Linked DNA regions of Homo sapiens: region 1 is linked to region 2. A link is a loop called in an ENCODE intact Hi-C map of the cell type or tissue named here. Cell type or tissue: dorsolateral prefrontal cortex. All regions are shown on one strand. Each heading gives the region's core, and the rest is flanking DNA. Links, peaks and the distances in the headings are about the cores only. Region 1 holds the start of LOC105377626 (a long non-coding RNA gene). Region 2 has its middle 7.5 kb from the start of LINC01381.

Region 1 (10,017 bases), core at 4,379-9,378, 370 kb after region 2:
CAGTTCCATCCTTTTATTAACAACTGCTCAGACCAAAAAGTTTGAAATCATCCTTGACGCCTCACTTTGCAATCCACAAGCAAGTTCTGTGGCCTCAGATTGCTCTCTAATCCCACCGCCTCCCACGCCCTTGTCACTTCCAGACCTGTCCACGCCACTCTCATCCCATGCCCAGATCATGGCTGAGCTCTCCTTTCCTCTAGGCCCTGCCCAATGGAGCACCAGCTTCCTCAAAGTCCAGCTCCCCTGCCCTCATTGAGACCAAGGAGCCCAACGGGAGTGCCCACAGCAGTGGGTCCACGTCGGAGAAGCCCGAGGAGCAGGATGCCCAGGTATGTGCAGGGCTCAGGGCAGGGGGTCACTGAGGGCCAGATGCGGGCAGGCACCAGGAAGCAATACGTTCCTGCAGCAGGAGTCCTGTGCTGGGGAGACCTGGCCACCACCCAGGACCTGCTCCTGCTTAGCACTGTAACCATGGACAGGTCACCCCTCCAGCCCCGCAAAACCCCACTGTCTCCTCATCAGTTACATGCCGGGGTGAGTAAGGTCAAAAGAGGTGCTTAGCTCGGAGGCCTTTGTAGCTCTGATGGCCCGGAATCCTGTAGATTTGAGATCAGTGAGGACATCCATGGAAAATTATATAGGATCTGAGACCATTTTGGAAGTGAGATATCAGACCTGGACTCACCCCTCTGGCTAGGTTCAAGCCCCACAAGTTCCATGCAAGATGGGATATTTCCTTAGCCCCCAAAGGCGAGGAATTAGCATGCTGTCCCAGAGTGCAGGGTGCCTCTTGGGGAGCACCCAGAACTGGTCCCTGACCGCAGGGCGTCTGGAGCACGTTCACTGATGGAGGTCAGTGCTGCAGAGATGGGATGTCTGCCCTGCTCGGGCTCACCGCGTGAGGGGGACAGGAGAGCTGGCCCTGGTGCCATTAGAGCAGATGCCGTAGAACAAGAGGGTAGATGGGGCTCAGGGTAAATTAGGTTTTTCTTGAGTCCCCCAACATTCAGTAACTTTTCCTTGTTGCAGTTTTCTTGATAGAAAGTGGGGGTCCAGACTCAGGGCACTCACTAGCAAGGAGGACACAGATGCAGCTTTAGCAGCCTGATTTTTCGGGCCCTGACCCTCAGCCAGGGCCACGCTGCTCCCGGATCTGCTTCAGGAACAGGTTCCCGCTGCTGCCACAGACCATCCACGTGATTTTACAGAAGGGGAAGATGTGGCTGGGGAAACATTATCTGGGGTCAAACTGTCAACCAGTGGCACACCTGTGCCTGTGCTTAAGACCAGGGAGTCTTTTTTTTTTTTTTTTGAGATGGAGTCACGCTGTCACCCAGGCTGGAGTGCAGTGGCGCGATCTTGGCTCACTGCAACCTCTGCCTCCCGGGTGCAAGAGATTCTCCTGCCTCAGCCTCCCAAGTAGCTGTGATTACAGGCGTGTACCACCATGCCTGGCTAATTTTTGTATTTTTAGTAAAGATGGAGTTTCACTATGTTGGCCAGTCTGGTCTCAAACTCCTGACCTCAAGTGATCCACCCACCTCAGCCTCCCAGAGTGCTGGGATGACAGGCGTGAGTCACCGTGCCCGGCCCCAGGGAGTCGTGACTGTGGCTCCCAGATGCACTGTTGAACCCGTTCAGACAGCTCTCAGCCCGTCTCAGTGACTATTCAGACTGATGGCTGTGTCATCACAGCCAGGATTCCTGTTTTTGGAGTTGATGCTTTTTCTTTGGAACTGGGAATAAAAGGGTAGTGGGTGCCCCAGCTCCACCTACCCGCCCCTTGTCAGCCCTCTAGTGATGAGGACATTCTTCTCTCTCCCATCACTTTCCCCCTCAGATCTTCCTTTCCAAATGAGCCAGATGTGAGTTCCTTTAACAGTTCCCTGAAGCCCTAGAGTTGGGAGCCATTCATGTCCCCAGGCTGCCAATGTATATGGCCCCCACATCAATACAGCAGGAAGTGCCAGGACTGCCTCAGCCCAGCAGCTGTCTCCGATTACAGGTCTCCTGCTCAGGAGCCAGGGGCTGCTCCCTACAATGCTGTCATTAGCGGACCCTCCCTGCAGAGCTCTGGGTGGGGGGCCCGGGGAGCCAGGAAAGACTGGAGCTTTGGGTGTAGATCCAGGCCACATGGAGCCACGTGGGAGCATGGGGAAGACTTCCCGGAAAGGGATTTTAGAGCTGGAGGGATTGGTCCTCCGAGTATGCCCTCTTTTGTTCCTTTCCTCCTCCACCTCTGTCTTTCCCAGCTCTTCCCCACCACTCTGTCCCATCTGCCCCACTCACGCTGCCTCCCTGGCTCACAGGCCGACAACCCCTCATTCCCCAACCCACGCCGGAGGCTGCGCCTGCAGGACCTGGCTGACCGAGTGGTGGATGCCTCTGAAGATGAGCACGAGCTCAACCAGCTGCTCAACGAGGCCCTGCTTGAGCGAGAGTCCGCCCAAGTGTAAGCGCCACCCGGAAGCGTCCAGGCCCACCACTCCTCCCGGGCCCTGACAAGGGATTCAGGAAACTGAGCATCCCAAATACGGCCCCCCTGCTAGGCCAAGGCAGATGTGGCATTTGGGATTCATGGGGCTTGTTCCCACTGCAGAGTAAAGAAGAGAAACACCTTCCTCTTGTCCATGCGGTTCATGGACCCCGAGATGGAAACCCGCTACTCGGTGGAGAAGGAGAAGCAGAGTGGGGCTGCCTTCAGCTGCTCCTGCGTCGTCCTGCTCTGCACGGCCCTGGTCGAGATACTCATCGACCCCTGGTGAGGGAGGGGCCGGGGAGGGCCACGAGTTTCCTCGGCTGCGGTGGTGCCGGGCGGGGGGCGGGGGCAGGTGTCTCAGCGGGAGCCTGACATTGGGGAGCAAGCCAGTCTCTGCTCCCTGACCCCCACTGGGACGGCCCCCACAGGCCCCAGGAGTGCTAGACGGCACCCTGGGCATCCTTCCTTTTCCCTGCCCCGCGTTTTGGAGCAGTCCTAGCGTCAGAATGGGGATCTGGCCAGGATCAAGAGAGCTGAGGGACAGAGGCCTCCAGAAGGCTGGAGACCTTGGCTAGATGGGCCCACACTGATTCTTGGGACAAAGATGGGGACACTGCGTCAGTCTCAGTCACCAAGGCTGACCTGGCCCCTCTCTTGGCTCATCTTGGTAAAGATAGATTTTAGGCTGTGGGCACAGACTGACGCCCTCTCTAACGCAGCAGTAGGTCCTCCAGGGCAAGGTGTGGCCTCCTGGAGTCCCCAGCTGGTGAAGCCCTGTCTGAGGGTGACGACCACTCTCTTGTTCTCCCTTTCTCCCCTCGGCCAATCGGGGATTCCCCGTCACAGAGGAGGGGTCTGGAACCCTGCTGGGATTACAGTTTGTCAGGAGCCTTGGGCTGGGTCACACTATCTAAGGTTGCGGGTGTGTGACCACGTGCAGGCCACTGCAGGCTCCGGCAGCATCTGTTTCCTCATCTGTGAAATGAGGAGAACAACCCCTGCCCTAGCGGACACTCACGACTGTGGTGAGGCTCAAATTCACTCATTCCATAAGTATTGATTGGTTGTCTGCTTCATGCGTGGGGATCAAGGGCTGGGGCTATGGCAGCGATGCGGCACACAGAAACCCCTGCTCTCGTGAAACTTGGGTTCTGGTAGGGGAAGCTACAGGCAAAAGCAATTAAACAATTAAAATATGCATCCATGCGAGAGTAAGTACTGCAGACACAGGGAAGGCAAGGAAGGGAGGCGGGTATGCTGCTGGGGAGCTTTGTTTTGTTTTGTTTGCATTTTGATGTGGGATGGTCAGAGCAGGACTTGCTGGCAGGATAATATTTCAGTAACGCCTGGAAGCGGGTGAGGGGCGAGCCTTCTCCTATCTGGGGGACACCTGCTTCGGATAGAGGTGCTGAGGCTGGAGTGGCCTGGCCCCTGGAGGCACAGTGAGGAGGCATCGCATTGGGAACGGGCCACAGGAAGAGTAGCAGGAGTCCAGCACAGACGTGGGGCCTCCTACACGCCACTGCAGGGTGCCAGCTTCCACTCTTAACACAGGAGGCCGCCAGAACAAGGGAGCAGAGGAGTCCCCTGTTGTGACATATGCCTGGAGAGGCTCACTCCTGCTGAGAACAGCGCTTAGTGAGCACAGCGGGAGCAGTGAGACCAAATAGCGGCCCAGACAAGCCACTGTGGTGGCCAGGCCAGGCCGAGGATAGAGGAGGATCAGTGGTTGGATTCCGTCGATAGATGCTGAATGTATTTTGGAGACAGAGCTGACAGGATTTGCTGGCAGATTGGTTGTGGGGCGTGAGTGTGGAGTTGAGGATGTCTCCTGGGCTTCTGATCTGAGCAACTGGCAGGACGGGGGTGCCGTTAACCAAGATGGGGACAAGGTGGAAAGATGAGAGTGGAGAGGCAAAGATCAGGAGTTTGCTTTGGGACACGTGAAGTTTGCAGTGCCCACAAGCCAAGGAGGCCAGCATCCATGATCTGGAGTTTGGAGGGCGGGTGGGGTTGGAGACGTGAACCTGGCATCACCAGCATGCAGGCTGTGCTGCAACACGAGACTTGCTGAGCTCAAGGCAGCGTGTCCAGATGCAGAGACAGAAAAGGACTCAAGAAACCAAGCGAGAAAAGTGTCTCAAGGAGGGGTGAGAGGTGACTGAAAATGGGACATGGATTTAGCTACCAGGAGGCTTCTGGGGCTCTTGGCAAGGACACCTTCCAGGGAGGGGTTAAACGGGAATGGGTGTGAGCAGAGGGTATAGAGAACAGGTTTCCGGGAGTTGTCAGGTTAAGGTGGATGTGTTGAGTGTGTCCACTGTGAAGCTGGGGGTGGCTGTCACAGGCAGACTCTTAGCCCCCGGCAGCGAGGGAGTGATGCTGCTCCGTGCTCTGTCCTTTCAGCACAGCGACATGGCAGGGGTGCATTCCTAAGATCCCTGCCCAAGTTTATCCTGGGCTGTGCCCAGGCCACCTGTGAGTTGTTCCCTCTCTGGGAAATGTCCCAGGCAGCAGCTGCAGCTGGAGAGTGGCCCGCTCCCAGGCCGGCACTCAGCTGGCGGCCCGTCTCATCAGGGCCTTTGTCCTGTTCTGCACGGCAGGCAGCAGCAATTCCCTGGCACCGCGTGGAGCTGTACAGGCTCGTGCTGTGCTGAGAGGCCTCCCCGTCCCCTGCCCCCGGCCCCTGTCCCCTGCCCCCTGCCCCCTTCCCCCGGTCCTTGTCTGCTGGCCCCTGCCCCCGGTCCCTGTCTGCTGGCCCCTGCCCCCGGCCCCTGCCCCCAGTCCCTGTCCGCTGCCCCCTGGCCCCTGCCCCTGTCTGCTGTCCCCTGGCCACTGTCCGCTGTCCCCTGGCCCCTGTCCGCTGTCCCCTGCCCCCTGGCCCCTGTCCACTGTCCCCTGCCCCCTGTCCGCTGTCCCCTGGCCCCTGCCCCCATCCCCGTCCCTTCCTCTCCTAGCCCCTCACCCCATCTCACTGTCCCCTCTGGCCTCTCCCAATTGTCTTCTCTCTGTCACAGGCTAATGACAAACTATGTGACCTTCATGGTGGGGGAGATTCTGCTCCTCATCCTGACCATCTGCTCCCTGGCTGCCATCTTTCCCCGGGTAAGAGGCACTTTTCTACTGAGCTCAGAAGCCTCTGGAAGTGAGTGGCACTCCCTGTAAAACTGGGCAGTGATGGAGTTATTCTTTCTGTCAAATCTGACAGGCAGACACTCCTCTGTTAGGACGGTCCAGGCACTTGCCCATCCATTCATTCACCATCAGCAGAGCACTCCCTCTGGCTGGGCCACCAGGCTGTGGCAGGCTGTGGTGGGCCACGGCTGGGCCGTGGTGGGCCTTGTTGGGCCGTGGCGCTGCAGCACGTATGAGTACGGCAGAGTCTGGGTAAACAAGAACCTGGGTAGAGAGGAAGTGGAGGGCCGGCTGGAAGGTGGGTTGGCCCCGATGGTGAAGGCCCTTAGAAGCCAGACTAAAGGGATTAAAACTTTCTCCTGTAAGGCACTGAGGTACCAAGCAGAGTTTTTTTTTTTTTTAATCAGAATGACAAAGGTAAAGCAGTGTTTAGGAACATAAATCTGACAGGTGGCTCGCCAGGTCACTTGGAGCCAGGATAGGCAGGAGTAGCTGGCCAGAGACGAGCAGCCCTGAAAACTGTTCCTGCCCTGGCCTCACCTCGTCACCACGTCTGCTGTGGAAAGGGCTGCGACCTGGAGGCTGTGCTGTTGAACAGGCACATCGAGGAGGTCCAACACAGCGTCAGAACTCCCACGCCCTCTTCTCAGCTCTGCCCCTTGGTCAGCTGTCAGGTGACTCCCAGGCAGAGTCCGTTTTGAGGCTCCTGGGACTGGAATACGGGACCAGCCTGAGTTGCTGTCAGTCACGTCGCAGGAGAAAGGACTGGCAAAGGCTCATGGCCCTTGAAATTCTGTTCCTTCTAGGCCTTTCCTAAGAAGCTTGTGGCCTTCTCAACTTGGATTGACCGGACCCGCTGGGCCAGGAACACCTGGGCCATGCTCGCCATCTTCATCCTGGTGATGGCAAATGTCGTGGACATGGTGAGCTCCTGCTGTCCTTGTTGAAGGGACGCCCCTGTTCTCAGTGGAGAAGGGCTTCTGTTTGGGTCACACAAGCAGTTTCTCAGTCCATCCCTCCACCGTCATGTAGCTTTGGAGTGGCTCTTAGGTTCCCAAACACATCATCCCCACCTAGTGGAAGGAGTCTTGTCCCTGTCATCCAGGGAGCCTCTGGGATGGACTTGTTTCCTTGAAGCTCCTCTCCCAGAGTCCGAGAGCACAGTTCCATGTGCCCAGGCCTGTGCTAGGTACCTTATGTATGTTGATTCATTTAATCTGTGAAAAAGTCCTGAGCAGTTGTACCAGTATCTGCAGTTTCATAGGGAGAAACTAACTCTCAAAAAGGGTAATTGGTTGGGCGCGGTAGCTCACGCCTGTAATCCCAGCACTTTGGGAGGCCAAGGTGGGCGGATCACGAGGTCAGGAGTTCGAAACCAGCCTGGCCAACATGGTGAAACCCCATCTGTACTAAAAATACAAAAATTAGCCAGGCATGGTGGTGCACACCTGTAATCCCAGCTACTTGGGAGGCTGAAGCAGGAGAATCGCTTGAACCCAGGAGGCGGAGGTTGCAGTGAGCCGAGATTGAGCCGCTGCACTCCAGCCTAGGCGACAGCAAGACTCCGTCTCAAAAAAAAAAAAAAAAGGTAATTCACTTGCTCTAGGTCACACAGCCAGGAAGTGACAGAGTCCAGAATGGAGGCAGTTCTAAGTCCCAGTCCTGTGTATTCTTCCTCCCTGAGGGGGCAGCCAAATGCTTTCTTGGGGAAAAGGGACAGGAGTTGGGAGCCCAGATCTATTGGTTTAGAACCACTGGGCACGTATTGAGCACTACATGCCTGGAGCTGTCATCAGTGTTCTCTTGTCAGTTGTCACGGCCTCCTCTAATTGTGGTAGTACCATATACACTATCTTCCTTTTTTTTCAAATATAATGTTATTGTTGTACTTTAACAATTGGAGCACACGGTGCCGGGCGCAGTGGCTCACGCCTGTAATCCCAGCACTTTGGGAGGCCAAGGCGGGCGGATCACGAGGTCAGGAGATCGAAATCATCCTGGCTAACACAGTTGAAACCCCGTCTCTACTAAAAATACAAAAAAATTAGCCGGGCGTGGTGGCAGGCGCCTGTAGTCCCAGCTACTCAGGAGGCTGAGGCAGGAGAATGGCGTGAACCCGGGAGGTGGAGCTTGCAGTGAGCCGAGATTGTGCACTGCACTCCAGCCTGGCAACAGAGTGAGACTTTGTCTCAAAAAAAAAAAAAAAAAAAAAAAAAAAATTGGAGCACACAAATACAACCAACATGGAGACTTATTCTGCCAGTGGTATAAGTGAAAAAGCTCCAGGGCTGCAGCTAATCAGAAGTCCAGTGGGGGGCCGGGCGCGGTGGCTCACACTTGTAATTCCAGCACTTTGGGAGGCTGAGGCAGGCAGATCACTTGAGGTCAGGAGTTTGAGACCAGCCTGGCCAAGATGGTGAAACCCCGTCTCTACTAAAAATACAAAAATTAGCCAGCCACAATGGCACGAGCCTGTAATTCCAGCTACTTGGGCAGCTGAGGCAGGAGAATCGCTTGAACCTGGGAGGTGGAGGTTGCAGTGAGCCAAGAATGCACCACTGCACGCCAGTCTGGGCGACAGAGCGAGACTCCATCTCAAAAAAAAAAAAGAAAAAAAAGAATAAGTCTACTGGGAATGAGGAGTTAGGGGCTCCAGAGCCTACCTTGGCCAGGGGTTGCTGGTGCCCACTACCCAGGGAAGAGAAGCCCCAGGCCCCCTGCATGTCACAACATGCCTGGAACCTGGCACCCAGGTGTGGAGGTCACCACTGCATGGGGTCCTGGACACTGTACAGGACACCTGGAGATGCTGTCACTCATGGAGGGGTAAAAAGCTAGGGAGGTGTAACAACTGCTCATGCTAGAATGACATGGCGGGAATCGCGCAAGCAAGACAAGGTTGCCCTGTGGGTGAAAGTTACAAAAAGGGGGGGTTGATTCCGGTTCTGGATGCGCTTTCTCCCGGCCGCATCTGCCCAGTAGCAGAACCAGTAAAGAATCCAGAAGGCAGTGAACATCCCCCCAATGGAAGGATTTGGGCAGAGACTAGCTGTCATCACGGGGAGGCTGTGAGTGGGGCTCATGGTCCCGTGGCCCCTCCTGAAGCAACAGTGTGATATGGGGAAGAACATGTTGGATTTGAAGCCTAAAGACTTGGCTCCTACTTTTGGCTTTTCTGCTTGCTAATTGTGTTTGGGCAAATCTGGCCCGAGTTTTCTGTACAATAGGGACAGTACTAAAAATACTCGAGAGAGTTTTTGTGAATGTCAAATGAGGCAACGGCGAGGCTCTTAGCTGCAGTTACTAACTTTCATATGATTAGTCCCTGGTAAATTTCCCCATCTTTCCCGGTATTTCTGGGGGAGCCGCGGGAGGTGGCAGCTGAGCGTGCACTACCATGCACAGCCCTCTGTGACCAGCACCTGCTGTTCTCTTGAACGTGTGTCCCTGCCCGCCGTCCTGGCCTCCAGCTCAGCTGTCTCCAGTACTACACGGGACCCAGCAATGCAACGGCAGGGATGGAAACGGAGGGCAGCTGCCTGGAGAACCCCAAGTATTACAACTATGTGGCCGTGCTGTCCCTCATCGCCACCATCATGCTGGTGCAGGTCAGCCACATGGTGAAGCTCACGCTCATGCTGCTCGTCGCAGGCGCCGTGGCCACCATCAACCTCTATGCCTGGCGTCCCGTCTTTGATGAATACGACCACAAGCGTTTTCGGGAGCACGAGTAAGATGAAGCGTGACTGGGGATCTGTATTGTCTCCTTCCTCCCGCCCGCAAAGTCCTCAGTTCAAGCTCATGGGCCTGTGCTGAGGTGGCTTTCTGCCACTAGGGGTCCTCAAAGGCTTGTTCAAGAACCAGTTCCTGGCTGCTCACAGACGTATCACTGTTTGGCTAGGACCTGAGAATAGATTCTTCCCATTCTCCCCGAGTGGAGGACTTGGGATACCCCGGTGCCTGGCTGGGCATCAGGCTCTTGTTCCCAGATGGGGCCTGACTGTGCTGTTATCTGTCCAACAGCTTACCTATGGTGGCCTTAGAGCAGATGCAAGGATTCAACCCTGGGCTCAATGGCACTGACAGGTAAGGGCCACGGCTTCCCCTCCTGGCCTGCACTCACAGCCCTTCTTCTAGAGACAGGAATATAACAGGCCCAAGCCCCGGGATCTCACCCTCCCGGGAGGCACGTGACCTGATACGTGCAGGTTAGAGAAGCTGGCATGGGTTCCTCCAGGAGGGCTGCAGCAGTGCAGTGAGGAGGGAAGGAAATACCAGGTGGATGGCAGCTGCATGTAACTGGCTGGCAGGACAGACAGGCAGCAGGAAAATGAGGAGGGAGGAAGACGCTTTGGATTTGGACCTGGCTTCTGAGCCTGCAGCAGGCAGTAATTCTCTGT
Region 2 (10,017 bases), core at 2,397-7,396:
TGACTGTGCTAGCCCTGTGCCCAGGAGGGTGGGTAGTGGTGGTTGGTGGGCAGAGGCCCAAACCCCTCTGTCATCTCTGAGGCTTCCCCAGACTCTGGCTCTGTGCCTTGCCCTGCGTTAGCCCCATGGGAGCCTTGATTCTGAGACTGAGGTCTTATGGGATGTCATTTGTCATGGGGCAGAAAGGTGGGATGGGAGAGTGGCAGTGGGAACAGAGAATAGTTCTGTTCTCGCTATCCCTCCTGTCAGTTTTGCTTTTTAAGTAAATCTGGAATCCATTTGTTTCTTTTCAGCTAAGAGTGCCACTGTTCCAGCCACATCATTTCGTACCTGGATGGCCACAGATCTCTCCACAACTCACTTAGGCCCCTGTGGTCAGTTCAGGCCACTGCAGTCTGTATGATCTGAAAGCAGTAGCAGCAGCAGTGGCGGCGACTTTTGATACTATTACAAAAAGTAGGTGGGGTGTGGTGGCTCAGGTCTGTAATCCCAGCACTTTGGGAGGCCAAGGAAGGAGGATCCCTTGAGCCCAGGAGCCTGAGACCAGCCTGGGCAACATCGCGAGACCTTATCTCTACTGAAAAAACAAACAAACAAAAACAATTAGCCAGGTGTGGTGGCAAGGGCCTGTAGTCCCAGCTACCCAGGAGGCTGAGGTGGGAGGATTGCTTGAGCCTGGGAGATACAGGCTGCAGTGAGCTATAATTGCACCACGGTACTCCAGCCCGGGCAACAGAGTAAGACCCTGTCTCAAAAAGCAAGCAAACAAACAATGATTAAAAAAAATATAAAATAAAAAACCTCAAAAGCAATACCTTCTTTTTTTGAGACAGTCTCACTCTGCCACCCAGGCTGGAGTGCAGTGGTGCAATCTCGTCTCACTGCAACCTCCGACTCCCAGGTTCAAGCGATTCTCCTGCCTCAGCTTCCCGAGTGGCTGGTATTACAGGTGCGCATCACCACACCTGGCTAATTTTTGTATTTTTAGTAGAGACGGGGTTTTGCCATGTTGGCCAGGTTGGTCTTGAACTCCTAACCTCAGGTGATCCACCCGCCTCAGCCTCCCAAAGTTCTGGGAATACAGGTGTGAGCCACGCACCTGGCCTCAAAAGCAGTACCTTCTTATGGCAATAACTCAAATACTAAAGGAGGATTTTAGGTGAAAGTCAAAGACAGACTCCCCTTTGCCCTCATCCCCAACCTCCAGGCCTGCTTCTCAGAGCAACTTGTTTCTTCTGTAACTCTTCCAATTTTTTTCAAAGTATATAAATGATTTTCTACGTGTGTGTATATGTAATTGCATGTGTATCGTTATATAGGTGTGTATGTATGTAACCTTAAAAATCAAATGATGAGACTTTGGCACCATGTATTTTTCCCTTGAAAGTACCCGCTGGGGCTCTGTTCGTGTTAACACGCCTGAGGACTGCCGTCCTTGTTTCCCAGTGTTTTGCTCTTACAGATAATGCTGCAGTGAAATCAATCCTTAGATGTGGAATTGCTGGCTTCTGGATATGCGCGCTTAAAATGTTGATAGCTAGTGCAAATTGCCTTTCACGATGGCTCTGCTGATTTCCATTTCCATAAATAATCCAATCTTTCTCCTCACTCTTAAAAATGCTTCCCCATCTGATAGGTGAAAAATGGTATCTTACCTTCATTTGTCTTTTAAAAATTATGAGGCCAGGCGCAGTGGCTCATGCCTATAATCCCAGCACTTTGGGAGGCCGAGGCAGGTGAATCACTTGAGGTCAGGAGTTCGAGACCAGCCTGGCCAACATGATGAAACACTGTCTCTACTAAAAATACAAAAAAAAATTAGCCAGGCATGGTGGTGGGCGCCTGTAATCCCAGCTACTCAGGAGGCTGAGGCAGGAGATTCACTTGAACCCAGGTGGCGGAGGTTGCAGTGAGCCGAGATTGCACCACTGCACTCCAGCCTGGGTGACAGAGTGAAACTCCAAAACAAACAAACAAACAAAATTATGAGTGAGTGAAGTGGAGCATTTGACATATCTCTTACACGCATGAATCTTTTTCTGCTGTGTGTTCTCTTGCTTCTTCTTTCTACTGGGTTCTTTATCTGTGGTTTATTGATTTCTTTTCTTTTCTTTTCTTTTTTCTTTTCTTTTCTTAGATGGAGTCTTGCTCTGTCACCCAGGCTGGAGTGCAGTGGCACGATGATCTCGGTTCACTGCAACCTCCACCTCCTGAGTTCAAGTAATTCTCCTGCCTCAGCCTTCTGAGTAGCTGGGGTTACAGGTGCCCGCCACCATGGCTGGCTAATTTTTGTGTTCTTAGTAGAGACGGAGTTTTGCCATAGTGGCCAGGCTGGTTTCCAACTCCTGACCTCAAGTGATCCTCCTGCCTTGGCCTCCCTAAGTTCTGGGATTACAGGTGTGAGCCACCGCGCCTGGCCAGTTTATTGATTTCTTCTTCTTCTTTTTTTTTTAGATGGAGTTCCCCTCTTGTTGCCCAGGCTGGAGTGCAATGGTGGGATCTCAGCTCACTGCAACCTCTGCCTCCCGGGTTCAAGCGATTTTCCTGCCTCAGCCTCCGAAGTAGCTGGGATTACAGGCATGAGCCACGGTGCCCGGCCTGGTTTATTGATTTCTAAGCATTCTTTGTAGTTGAGGAAACTGGCACATGGACTCTCATATTGTTGCAAATGTTTCCCCCAACTAATCTTTAAGTATTTTTGTCATAAGGAGTTTTATATTTTTTAGACTCAAATTAAGAATAGAGTCATGTTTTGTTCTCATGTGCTGATGATTCCACTTGTACATTTACGTTTTTGGTCTACCTGCAATTTATTTTGATATCAAGGAGAAAGGTGTGGCTCCACATGTAATTGTTTTCTAGGTGGCCAGCCATTTCCCCAGTACTATTTACTGAATAATCCATTTTCCCGACTGGTGTCGTTTTGCCTTTATCATATTCTAAATTTCCACATATACTTGGGTCTCTTTTAGTGTCTCTGTTGTGTTCTGTTGATCTTACTGCCTGTTCTTGTACGTGTGCCAAATTGCTTTATTTCTTCCAGGTTTCTAATGTATTTTTACTATGTGGTAGGGTTACTTTTTAGAGATTTACTGGCTATCTGCACTTAATATATTTTCCAGATGAATTTTCGTGTTATTTTATGGGTCTAGTGGGAAGGCAGCATGAAACACATCATTATAAAAGTCATTTAATCATATTGTCATAAGTGCTGCAGAGGGAAAGTCCTGGGAATTGGGAAAGGAGACAGCACGGGCCCTAAGATTTGGGTTTTATGTATCTGGCAAATATATAGGTAAATTTAAAGAGGCTTAACATTTCCACAATACTGACTTTTGTTTAAAACAAAATCTGTCTTTCCATTTATTCAAGTCTTGTTTTATGTCCCTCAGTAAAGTTTACAACTTTTCTTTAGAAATGTTTTACATACTCCTTGATAAATCAATTTCTAAACAGTTTGTTCTTTGTGTTGCTCTTATGAATGGACTCTTTTCTTCCAGTTAGTGTATTTTCTAACTGGTAGTGTCGTTACAGGGGACTTTTCTAAAAGGCCAGTCGCGCTCAAAAGTGCTCTGCCCCTTCAGTGGCTTCCTGTTCCTGCAAGGATCTCCCACACTTCCCAACCGGCTGACAAAGTCCTGTGAGGTCTGGCCCGCTCCCCTTCTCCCCTTCCTCCTCTGTTCTGTGTGCTCCAGGTGCTCACACAGCGCTCTCTCACTGCCGGGCCAGATGGCTCCTCTGAACCCCTGAGTTCTTAGCATAAAGAAGACTTCCTCAGGGAAGTGGATCCGGGATTGAGCCGGGGCTCCTGTACAACAATGTGATGACAATCATTCCTGTGGTCACGTTTTCCATGCTGCCTCTCCACAGCCTGTACTCCAAGAGGGCACAGGACTCTGCCTGTCTCCTTCCTTCTTTCTCTTCCTCTCCTTCCTTCTCTTCTTCTTCTTTCCTCTTTCTTCCTTCTTCTTTCTTTTTTTTTTTTCTTTGACAGGGTCTCGCTTTGTAGCCCAGGCTGCAGGGCATTGGCGCAATCATGGTTCCCTGCAGCCTTGACCTCCTGGGCTCAAGCGATCTCCTGCCCCAGCCTCCCGAGTAGCTGGTAGCAGTCATGCACCAACATGCCTGACTAATTTTTTAAAACATTTTTGTAGAGATGGGAGTCTCACTATGTTGCCCAGGCTAGTCTCGAGTAATCCTCCTGCCTCGGCACTCCCAAAGGGCTGGGGATTACAGACATGCCCCACTGCACCTGGCCTGCCTGTCTTCCTCACTGTCTCCCCAGCTGTTGAGTAAATTCACAGTATTGGGAATGGAAGTTGCATGCCCTGTTTTCTGGCCTGGGGGCTTCCTGGCATCCTGGACTTGGGGACAGTGAAAACTCATCTGGCTGGCAGACCTCTCAGCCAGCTTCCCTCACTCCTGCCAATAAAGAGACTGAAAGCTGAAAGCTTCATTGTTTTGTTTTGTTTTGTTTTGTTTTTTTGAGATGGAGTCTTGCTCTGTTGCCCAGGCTGGAGTGCAGTGGCAAATTTTTGTATTTTTAGTAGAGATGAGGTTTCACCAGATTGGTCAGGCTGGTCTCGAACTCCTGACCTCAGGTGATCCACCCGCCTCGGCCTCCCAAAGTGCTGGGGTTACAAGCAAGCTGAAAACTTCTTCTTCTTCTTTTTTTTTTTTTTTTTTTTTGAGATGGAGTTTCGCTCTTGTTGCCCAGACTGGACTGCAATGGCACGATCTCGGCTCACTGCAACCTCTGCCTCCCAGGTTCAAGTGATTCTCCTGCCTCAGCCTCCCAGGTAGCTGGGATTACAGGTGCGTGCCACCACATCCGGCTAATTTTTGTAATTTTAGAAGAGACGGGGTTTCGCCATGTTGGCCAGGCTGGTCTCAAACTCCAGACCTCAGGTGATCCGCCTGCCTCGGCCTCCCAAAGTGCTGGGATTACAGGCGTGAGCCACCACGCCCCGCAAACCAGTGATTTTTAATTGTTTTGTTCACGGCCATTGCCTGAGACAGTAGGCGCTTGGTAAACACTTCATTGGATCAGTGAACTAGGTTTAAAATAGGCATAAGAGTGAAAGCTCCCGTGGCAGCAAGGGTATCAAGGTAACGGGATTACTTTGTATTCCTGTATTATATGTCTCCCAGGATGTCTTTAAGGGAATTAAGGAACTTGTAAAATGAAAAAAAATTCCGTTTCCCGTGATGGTACTGCACCGGGTGGCCACCAGAGGGCAGGGCTGCCCTACTGTCAGGGATTGTAACCACCAGACCGAGTCTTCTAAAGTCTTAAATAATGCAGGGCTTTAGGTACAGGTCACAGAGCCTCCCACCTGGGGACCTTCACGGTGACAAGACTCAATCCCCATTTCTCCCTCACCGAATCTCGGCTTCCTAGACTGAGGCAGAAGCATCTCTCTCTTGCTCTTGTGTGAAGAATACAGTCTGTCTCACTGGGCCCACACCTTCGTTCTTGAGTAGTGAGCCCTTCTGAGCGCTCTTTCTGGGATCAGCAGTGAATAGAAGGCAGTTCCTACCCTCTTGGAGCGTGTCCCAGGCTTGCTAACCCTTAGATTCACACAGGAAAGCTCAGGTTTGGAGAGATGCCAAACCCTGCAAAAAAGCCAAGAGCTTAACTTAGGAACCTAGATTTATTCATTGCTGTATCCACTCAGCAGGCACCTGGTACTGACTCCTATGGCTGGGGCTTGTGTGAGGGTTCATTCATTCTCCCCAAAGATGTCTGGAATGCTTGTTCTCTACGGATGCTGCTCCAGGACTAGCGGAGGCAACAGTTTCTATTCTCAGGAAGCTCACAGTGTGGTAGTGGTGGGGAATAGGCCATAAACACATAAATATATAACGTAAAGCTGGTGATAAATGCTATGAAGAAAACCAAGCAGGATAGGCACATTGAGAGTGATGAGCTGGGGTGCTATTTTGTATAAGGAGGTCTGGGAAATCTCTGATGAGGTTTCTTCTGAACAGAGACCTTAATGAGGCGAGGGAGCAAGGGGTCAGGCTGTGCAAAGGCCCAGAGGCAGGAGGGTGGGAGGGAGTGTGTGTGTGTGTGTGTGTGTGTGTGTGTGTGTGTGTGTGTGTGTGTGCATGGTGGAATGCAGACCCTGTTGAGGTGCAAGATCCTGCAGATCCTTGTAGGCCATCGTAGACTTTGCCTTTTGCTTGGGGTGATTTGCTGTGTTTTTTTTGTGTGTGTGTTTTTGACACAGAGTCTCACTCTGTTGCCCAGGCTGGAGTGCGGTGGCATGATCTCGGCTCACCGTAACCTCTGCCTGCCAGAATCAAGTGATTCTCGTGCCTCAGCCTCCTGAGTAGCTGGGACTACAGGTGCCCACCAGCACACATGACTAATTTTTGTATTTTTAGTAGAGACGGGGTTTCGCCATGTTGGCCAGGCTGTTCTCGAACTTCTGGCCTGAAGTGATCTGCCCACCTTGACCTCCCAAAGTGCTGGGATTACAGGCGTGAGCCACCATGCCTGGCTGTGGCTTGCTGTGTTGAGAATAAACTGCAGTGGTGCAAGGTAGTGGCTGGGAAACTGGCTAGGAAGCTGTTCTAATCAGCAAGAGGTGATGGTGATGGTGGTGGCTTTCACCTGGGACACTCCGTAAATGCTTGCTAAATTGAACTGAGCTGTTTTGGTCAATGCTTGCTTAAAATCATGACCTCTTGGCCCCTTGCAGAGAATGGAGAAACCACCATAGGAACAAAACTTCAAAAAAGAAACTGTCCTGATTTTGGTAGTTGGTGTTAAAAGGAAGTTTCACTCCTATTTTCAAGCAGGAACCATGGAGTTCTAAAGTGGAAAGGATCCTGGCCAGAAATGCTGTACGGACCTTCAGTTTGACAGACGAACTGTCTGAAGGTTGGCGAGGTGACTCACCTGGGGTCACACAGCAGCATCGTGGCCACCTGGGATTCTGGAATGAAGACTCTTTCCCTGCAATTGTGTTTCTCTTGCTGCTTTGTTAATTCAGCAAACATTTCCCAGGCCCTCGGAGCAGTCTGCTCTGTTCCCACGGTACGAATCCCTTGTCTTCTTGGGTTCTGCTGAAGTCTCTCAGTTACTCTGGCCACATGCTGTGCCCATCAGCTGATCAGCTCTGCCAGGTCATGCCTGGCAATCCACACCTTGCCTTGTTTTCCCGGGATGCTGAGCTGGCTCTGGTCCTCTCTCCACGTGGCAGGCATCTTGGCCCTCTCACTCACAATCCAGAACAGTTGCAATGTGGATGAGTGAAAATTTGCAGGATCTATCCAAAGTGCCCTTGCCCTTTGACCCAGGAGTTCCACCTCTAGGATTGATCCTATTAGCAATGCATGAAGGTTCATGCACAAGGAGCACTGTTCAGTGCAACATGTTTTGGAACAGCCTTGCCTGTAGAAACTCCTGCAGCCTGTGGCGCATGCTCTTTTTTTTTTTTTTTTTTTTTTTTGAGATAGTGTCTCGCTCTGTCGCCCAGGCTGCCAGGCTGGAGTACAGTGGTACAATCTCGGCTCACTGCAACCTCTGCCTCCTGGGCTGAAGTGATTCTCCTGCCTCAGCCTCCCGAATAGCTGGGATTACAGGCGCATGTCACCACACCCAGCTACTTTTTGTTTTTTTAGTAGGGATGGGGTTTCACGGTGTTGGTCAGGCTGGTCTCGAACTCCTGACCTCAGGTGATCCACCGCCTCAGCCTCCCAAAGTGCTGGGATTACAGGCGTGAGCCCCCATGCCCAGCCCTCCACACTCTCCTGATTTCTTGTCTCTTCCTGGCTCCTCCTCTGTCACCACACTCTAAATGTGAGTGTCTCCCTGGGCACTAGGCTTTCCCAGTTCTCACCTTATGCTGCTGTCATGGTGTGACTCTCCACTCCCTTGGTTTTAAGCCACCTCCGCGCTGACTCTCCCATGGTCAAGTCTCCAGGCCTGATCTGTCAATGGTCCAGCTTCTCACAGCCAGTTGCCTTTTTTTTTTTTTTCTGAGATACAAATCACTTACCATAAAATTCATCATTTTAAAGTGCATAATTCAGGGCTGGGCATGGTGGCTCATGCCTGTAATCCCAGCACTTTGGGAGGCCAAGGTGGGTGGATCAGCTGAAGTCAGGAGTTCGAAACCAGCCTGGCCAACATGGTGAAACCCTGTCTCTACTAAAAATGCAAAAATAAGCCGGGCACAGTGGCGGGTGCCTATAGTCCCAGCTACTGGGGAGGCTGAGGCAGGAGAATGGCTTGAACCTGGGAGGTGGAGATTGCAGTGAACCAAGATCACACCACTGCACTCCAGCCTGGGCAACAGAGTGAGACTCCATCTCAAAAATAAACAAATAAATAATGTGCATAATTTGGTGGTTTTTTGTATGTTCCCAAGGCTGTGCAACCATCACCACTAGATAATTCCAGAACATTTTCACCACCCAAAAAAGAAACCCATGAGCAGTCGCTCCCCATTCCCCCATTCCCAGCCCCTGGCAATCAGGACTCTATTTTCTGCCTCTATAGATCTGCCTATTCTGGACATTTTCTATAAGTGGAATCATACAATATGTAGCCCTTTGTGCATGTTATTTCATTTAGCATAATGTTTTTGAAGTGCATCCATGTTGTAGGATGTATCAGTACTTCATTCTTTATGTTTAAAAACAATTTTGTTGGATACCATGTTTTGTCCATCCATTCATTCATCAGTAGATGAACAGTGGGCTGTTTCCACTTTTGGGCTTTTATGAATAATGTTGCTATGAACATTCATGCATCAGTTTATTCATTCATAAATATATACACATATACATATATACACATATATACACACACACACACACACACACACACACACACATATATATATATGTTTGAGACAGAGTCTCGCTGTGTCCCCCAGGCTGGGGTACAGCGGTGTGATCTCGGCTCACTGCAACCATCTGTCTCCCAGGTTCAAGCGATTCTCCTACCTCAGCCTACTGAGTAGCTGGGATTAGAGGCCTGTGCCACCACACCCAGCTAATTTTTGTATTTTTAGTAGAGACAGCATTTCACCATGTTGGCCAGGCTGATCTCGAACCCCTGACCTCAAATGATCTGCTTGCCTCAGCCTCCCAAAGTGCTGGGATTACAGGCGTGAGCCACTGCGCCTGGCCTGCATACACCAGTTTTCTTGTGAACATGCTTTGGATTCTCCTGCGTACACACCCAGGAATGCAGTTGCTGGCCCATATGGTTCACTTCAGAGGAGGTGCCAGACTGTTTCACCGCAGCTGCACCATTTGCATTCCTATCAGCATTGTATGAAGTTCCAGCTAGGCCTCTTGAAGTTTTCCCTGAGGGGTCCCAGGGGGTTGTCACACTTCACATGTCAATGTCTGAACACTTTCTCTCCTTTGTATTGGTAAATGGCACACGCTGTTCAAGCCAGACACTTGGGGGCCATTCTTCAAACCAACAACATTTCTGACCCCTCCAGCCGTCAATAAGACCTCTCAATCCTACCTCCCAAATAAATCTCAAACCAGTTAATTTTTCCATCTCCACTGCCAACACCCTATCCAAGCCACCAGCATTACTCACTTGAACTGCATCATAGTCTTCTGCTGGGGGTCCCCACTTCCAGACTTGTTCCTGCTAATCTACTCCATAGCCGAGTTATTTCTTTAAAATACATTTTTAATGTCGGTTGCAGTGGCTCACACCTGTAATCCCAGCACTTTGGGAGGCCGAGGTGGGCGGATCACCTGAGGCCAGGAGTTCGAAAACAGACTGGCCAACGTGGCAAAACCCGGTCTCTACTAAAAATACAAAAAAATTAGCCACGTGTGGTAGCGCATGCCTGTAATCCCAGCTACTCGGGAGGCTGAGACAGGAGAATCGCTTCAACCTGGAAGGTGGAGGTTACAGTGAGCCGAGATCAGGCCACTGCACTCCAGCCTGGGCGACAGAGTGAGACTCTGTCTCAAAAATAATAATAATAATAATAATAATAATATTTTAAAATTTAAATCAAAGTCATCTAT

The links. Hi-C counts contacts between places; a loop is a spot of excess contacts. Peaks named below come from ENCODE experiments on the same cell type or tissue, not always from the same donor. Only the 100,000 strongest peaks of a DNase experiment are listed, where the experiment ranks them.
Region 1: a loop joins it to region 2, with 2.1 times the contacts of the local background. A loop is called at or near these places in 15 of 110 quality-filtered maps.

Annotation. Positions count from the first base shown.
Region 1 is chr2:24,827,232-24,837,248 of GRCh38, reverse strand. ADCY3 (adenylate cyclase 3) reads left to right here. Exons shown (of 22, transcript NM_004036.5): 9 at 204-332; 10 at 2,313-2,455; 11 at 2,603-2,764; 12 at 5,500-5,587; 13 at 6,424-6,540; 14 at 9,088-9,347; 15 at 9,641-9,703. LOC105377626 (a long non-coding RNA gene) reads left to right here and starts at 2,783. Exons shown (of 2, transcript XR_939842.3): 1 at 2,783-3,507; 2 at 4,889-5,169. RefSeq lists enhancers at 1,727-2,650, 2,651-3,575 and a silencer at 3,755-4,049. In dorsolateral prefrontal cortex, for the core only: CTCF peaks have their summits at 6,681 (motif pointing left) and 9,223; a DNase peak (open chromatin) is centred at 5,048; H3K4me3 peaks cover 1,025 bases; H3K27ac peaks cover 3,777 bases.
Region 2 is chr2:25,191,828-25,201,844 of GRCh38, reverse strand. No RefSeq gene overlaps it. Among named protein-coding and RNA genes, the nearest start is that of LINC01381, 7.5 kb to the left of the region's middle. In dorsolateral prefrontal cortex, for the core only: a CTCF peak has its summit at 5,224 (motif pointing right); a DNase peak (open chromatin) is centred at 5,234.